Regions from separate parts of the Homo sapiens genome. Here region 2 is linked to region 1. A link is an interaction called in ENCODE POLR2A ChIA-PET data of the cell type or tissue named here. Cell type or tissue: OCI-LY7. All regions are shown on one strand. Links, peaks and the distances in the headings refer to the core of each region. The heading gives the core; the rest is flanking DNA. Region 1 has its middle 79 kb from the start of ZNF608. Region 2 has its middle 28 kb from the start of ZNF608.

Region 1 (2,933 bases), core at 167-2,666:
CTTCTGTTGAAGGCTGGCACTCTGGTATAACTGCTGATGTGCTGACATCCTGGAACACCCGAAGTGCTGATTTCCATGCTATTTGTAACATTATATTCAGGATAAAAGTACTTTAATTTCCCAAGATGTAGTATTGTAGTTTTCATAAACTGGACCATATGCTGGGATGTGTTCATACACCTGCAGTTAGTTACATTTATATGTAAAAGTTGTCAGTTGATTTCTTTCAAAGAAATTGAGAATGTGGATTCTCTAACATTCTCCTAAATTATTTTCAATGTGAAATCCCTATGCCTTTATTAGACATATAATATGTTATCACAGAATTATACAAGACTCCTGTTTCTGAATCAGGAATCATCGTCCTCTTTTAAATCACACTACACATCTATAAAATTTTAACATTTGAGGAATCTGAGTGAGAGGTATCCATATAGTCTTTATATTATTTTCTCAACTTTTTGGTAATTCTGAAGTTATTTCAACACAAATCATTAAAAAATTACACTAAATATATGAAGTAGCTTGGTATATTCTTTTAAAATAAAACATCTTCTGTTTTATCTAAAAAAATCTGTCATTTTATATACAGAAAACATGTAGTTTAAAGGTTCTACCCCGCTACCTATAGAAACATAAAGTAACAGATATGTTTGTTGTGTAACTAACAAGGTCACAGGCTGTTCAGCTGCTGGAGCAAACTCGATTAAGCCCGTGATAATCTTTTGAAAGATTGTAATTTATCTCCATTTGAAGGGCATTATCTTAGTTCTTCAGCTATCACAGGGAGCAAGGGTAACAAATATTCAGTGATGAATTTTTGAAAGCTGTAGTCAGATCTTGTTCTCTTAAACCCTTCTAAAGGGCTGTCAAAAGGCAATGAAATAAAAATTGTCAAATTTATCCACAGACTTACATAATGGCTGTTATCTGAGAAAGTGGTTTATGATTCATACAGTCACTACCTTTACTTAAGCAATTTCTTGTTTGTGTTAGATTGAAAACAATCTGTTCCCATTGCTCACGTGGGAGAGATTACCACAAAAGGCTCTTGTTTACTTGCAATAAGAAGCTATGAGACACAAAATCCATGAAGAGGGGATCTATACTCTCAAAACAGTGTGGTACTTTCATTAAGGGTCAGCATTATTGACCACCTTTTTACCGTGTTTTCTTGATTTAAATGTAGATTTTGGAGTCTACAAGTAGCTTTGAATATTTGAAATGGATTTTGAAACTAATTTTTAAGGAGGACGAGAGGAAAATAACTGATTTAGTATCTTCTGCATGGTAGGGGCTCTGCTTGGTAAACAGGTTATTTTTATTGAATTTTGCGAACAACTCCCATGAGGTATATATGATTTACATCTTACAAATAAGCACATTAAACACGGAAGCTGAAGTACACAGCACCCATTCACATTGTGAAGTCATTGAGAATTGAATTGGGGAAATATTCACCACAAAGATATATCTTTCCACTACTATCTATGCTTGCAACTGTTTGTATTTTCTTCCACTTTCTGTTGCTTATAACAGAATACCTGAAACTAGGTAAATTATAAAGAAAATGAATTTATTTCTTATAATTATGGAGGCCAAGAAGTCCAAGATCTAGGGGCTGCACCTGGCGAGAGCCTTCTTGCTGCTAGGACTCTCTACAGAGTCCCCAGGTGGTGCAGGGCATCACATGGTGAGGCGGCTGAGCATGCTAGCTCAGGTCTCTCTTCCTCTTTTTATAAAGCCACCAGTCCCACTCCAGTGATAACCCATTAATCCATGAACCCATTAATCCATACATAGATTAATCCATTAAGGATGGCAGAGCCCTTATAACCCAATCAACTTAAAATTTCCACCTGTCAATACTGCCACATTGGGAATTAAATTTCCATGTGGGTTTTAGAGGGGATAAATGTTCAAACCCTAGCAGTTTTAAAAATGTTTTTGTACAATTTTGTCCGATCATTTGCTCAAGTGAGTGATTTTTTTCCCATCTATGCTGAGAACAGTTTCTTTGAGGTGCAATATTGCTATGATGTAGATATTCAAGTGGCCTGAAAAGCCTCAGTAACACTCAGTAAGTGTGGCCTCACTGATTCTCAAAAGAGTAAAATAAAAGTGGGGGATGGGGAGGGAGAAGAGGAACTGATAGGCCATTCCAGTGTCTTGTGTATTTAGAATGCACAGACCCACTAGCTTTAAAATATTACTTTATGTAACTTAACTTTTTGCTAGTTAGACTTGGGAAGGGTGATGAGAGAGATGGAGTATGGCAAGAGTAGTGTAAGAGACATACAATTCAACTTTCTGTAAAAAAGTAAATGCATAATCTTTATACACGGTTTTTCAGTTGTCTGTAAAGCCAACCACATAATTAGGCCAAGTTATTTGAGCACAGGAGAGAGACCAAGACTACCTTGTATTTTTGATAGACTTGGTTTAACTTAAAAATGGAGAATGACTAAGACAGGCTTATAAACATTAAAGTAATTTAGAAACTTACATATTTACAAATTAAATGCTTTTACCCACAAAATATCAAATGCAGCATAATTATGCTATTCATAAGATAGTAATAGGATTAAATTTTTTTTTTTTTTGAGACAGAGTCTCACTCTGTCACCCAGGTTGGAGTGCAATGGCATGATCTTGGCTCACTGCAACCTCCGTCTCCCAGGTTCAAGTGATACTCTTGCCTCAGCCTCCTGAATAGCTGGGATTACAGGTGCGTGCCACCACGCCGGGCTACTTTTTATATTTTTAGTAGAGATGGGTTTTCACCATGTTGGCCAAGCTGGTCTTGAACTCCTGACCTCGTGATCTGTCCACCTTGGCTGCCAAAAGTGCTGGGATTACAAGGCATGAGCCACTGAGCCTGGCCTAAAAATATTTTTATTTGTAATGTAGTACAGGTGGTGTGGTCTAGTAAT
Region 2 (2,933 bases), core at 249-2,748, 50 kb before region 1:
TTTTATGAGAGGGATTAGATACGCCAAGAACTGGTGCAGCATTCACTGGTGCCCCGAACGACAATCTGGAAAAAAGACGATAAAAATCAGTTTGTCATAAGGTTAAATCACCAAAGACTTCCCAGATTGGTTTTTCAGATTGTTTTTTCTTTGGAAAGAAGATAAAAAAAAAAAAAAAGAAAAGAAAGAAATATGGGCTAAAAGCTGATTTTTTTTCTTTTCTTTTTTTCCCCTCAGTGCAAGATGTAGCATTCAAAAAACATGTTGAGTGAGTTGAAGCATTAAAAAGATCAGTCTTTGGCTGTTGAATGAAAGACTGTTGTGTGTGTGACTCACATACTAAATGGAAACCTGCCTTCAAAGCCTATTTTACTGCCTAATTATATATACACAAAATGTAGCTGTCTGTTTCAATCAAATCATAGGAAAAGGAATAAAACTCCCCTAAAGATGCAATTTTCATGGTTTGTCATAACCTTAGAAACACTGCTAATGTAAAAGGAGGAAGTACAGCTGCATGGTCCAGATAAGGTTCCAGTAATTGTTTTTCTTTTAATTATTACTTTATAAAGACATTATACCTCCTACTCTGAAGAAGAAAAATTAGTGTCCTGTCTCTTCTTTTTTTTTTTTTTTTTTCCCTCCCTTTCCATTTTCACACCAAGCTTGTTGATATGCATTTGAGCTGTGGCTAGAAGCCAGCGTAGCTATGGAAATAATAATTTAAGTAACCACCATAACTACAGGCTTTCAGAGGGTTTCAGGGAGGAAACCTTTTCTAAATTTATGTTCTGAATTGAGTAGAGCTTTCCAAAGCACAAAATAGAGTGCCAGGGATTGAGATAAAGTGCTTAGACCTAAACAACTGTTTGCACTTGGCTTTCATGGAAATACTTTCAGTTCATAATAGCTAATGTACTTATTTTTAAAAATTAGCAATTGCATGGGCATTTTTATTCTTGTCATCTTCACTGAAGAATAATGTAATAAAATACACAAAAGGCTCCCCCCTCAACATCTTATAATGTACAGATTTTTTTTACAATAACCAGAAATTGTAAAGTTTAATAAGCCATTACTAATTTACATATTTTCATAGATTCAAATCATTAAAATGCAATGATATTTTAATGGCTTAATAATATATCTAATTGCAGATTAAAACTTTCTAACACTGGAGATAGCATTGAACATACCACCAAGGGACTCCAAGTGCATAATTCAGTAAGAATTGACAGCTTCTGACATTTCTTACGAAAACAGAGTTCATCACAGAATGAGTAAAATGATTATCTTGCAATATGCATTTTTTTAAAAAGTTATAATTTTAACTACACGTACCACCCTTCCCCTTAATCTCTTCCTGCCTACCCCTAGTTCCGTCTCCAGCCCTATTGAGTTTGGGACCTGCTCTATGAATCCACAGAGTAAACAACTTAGCTGAGAATTCTGTGATAATTAAGCAGATATGATCACAAAGCTACTCTCAATGACTCTGAGAAATCCTTGGGTATGAGAGATATGCTAACAAATAAGAAACACGCAAAAACTGAGTGAGTTTATACTCTAGAAATCACTGCCCATACCCCAAATTCCAAAATGGGGTTTGGGACCTGTTAAAAGGAAACATACAATGTTTGTAGCAGCAGTATTCACAATAGCCAAAAGGTGGAAACAACCCATGTCCATCACAGACAAATGGCTAAAATGGAGGCACAAATGGAGGGACAAATGGCTAAACAAATTTAAGTATGTCCATATAATGGAATATTATTCAACTACAATAAGGAACAAAACACTGATATATGCTGCAATGTGGATGAACCTCAGAAACATTATGCTAAGTAAAAGAAGCCAGAGAGAAAAGGTCATATATCATATGATTCAATGATACGAAGTATTCAGAATAGGTAAATCCATAGACACAGAAAGCAGATTGGTTGTTGTCAGAGACTAAGGGGAGGAGAGAATGGGATGTAACTGCTTAATGGGTATGAGGTTTTATTTTGGAGTGATGAAAATGTTTTGGAACTAGATAGAGATGGTAATTGAACATTGTGAATGTACTGAATGCCACTGGTTCTTCACTTTAAAATTGTTAATTTTATGTTATGTGCATTTCACCTAAGTGAAAAAAACCATGATCTCATCACTCTCATTCACTCACTCACTCAATCTTCATTATGACTTCAAGGAGCATATATATTTACTACTGACAATGTGTCAGGCACTGTGGTAGGCACGGGGGGAGTAATGTTGAATCAGCTAAGAAAGCCTCATGGAGCTTACCTTCTGGTTGGAGGAACAAAGTGAAAAAACCAAATCAAACAAATATGATCATTATAAATGCTTATGTGAGAAGTAATGACTAAGTTGGTGGTCTGGGGCAGATTAGCTAGGGAAGTCACTGAAAGCCTTTCTAAGGAAATGATAGTTGAATTCGGACATAAAAAAGAAGCCATACATGGGAAATTACTGGGGGAGAGAATAACATATACAAAGCATAAGTTCTTCTTGTTACGGGAAAAGAAAGGAGTTCAATAATAGTAAACAAAGTGAGTTAAATGTATAAAGTGAAGTCAGAGAGGTAAGCAGATACCAGGTTATGTAGGACATGTTCAGAAACTTGAATTTTATTCTAATTGTGATGAGAAGATATTATTAGAGGGTTTTTTTGACATACAAAAAGCTGTACATATTTATTGTATACAACTTGATGAGATATTACAGAGTTTAAAGCAGAAAAGTGACATGCACTTTTTAAAAGATCACTGTTGCTAACTCATGAAGAATTAATTGGAGGGTGGCCATTGTAGACATAGACTATCAGGCTACTGTGGTTGTGCAGAAGCAAGATGATGATGGCCTGGACCAGGATGCTGGCAGTGAAGAGGGAGAGGAATGGACAGATTCAAGTTCTATTTTGGAGGCAG

Evidence for each region. Peaks named below come from ENCODE experiments on the same cell type or tissue, not always from the same donor. Only the 100,000 strongest peaks of a DNase experiment are listed, where the experiment ranks them.
Region 2: POLR2A ChIA-PET joins it to region 1 with 12 read pairs; 5 of 35 experiments call an interaction of 5 or more read pairs at or near these places.

The regions. Positions count from the first base shown.
Region 1 is chr5:124,824,023-124,826,955 of GRCh38, forward strand. No RefSeq gene overlaps it. Among named protein-coding and RNA genes, the nearest start is that of ZNF608, 79 kb to the left of the region's middle. In OCI-LY7, for the core only: no CTCF peak of the experiment used is centred there; DNase peaks (open chromatin) are centred at 1,679 and 2,129; H3K4me3 peaks cover 1,649 bases; H3K27ac peaks cover 2,088 bases.
Region 2 is chr5:124,773,465-124,776,397 of GRCh38, forward strand. No RefSeq gene overlaps it. Among named protein-coding and RNA genes, the nearest start is that of ZNF608, 28 kb to the left of the region's middle. In OCI-LY7, for the core only: no CTCF peak of the experiment used is centred there; no DNase peak of the experiment used is centred there.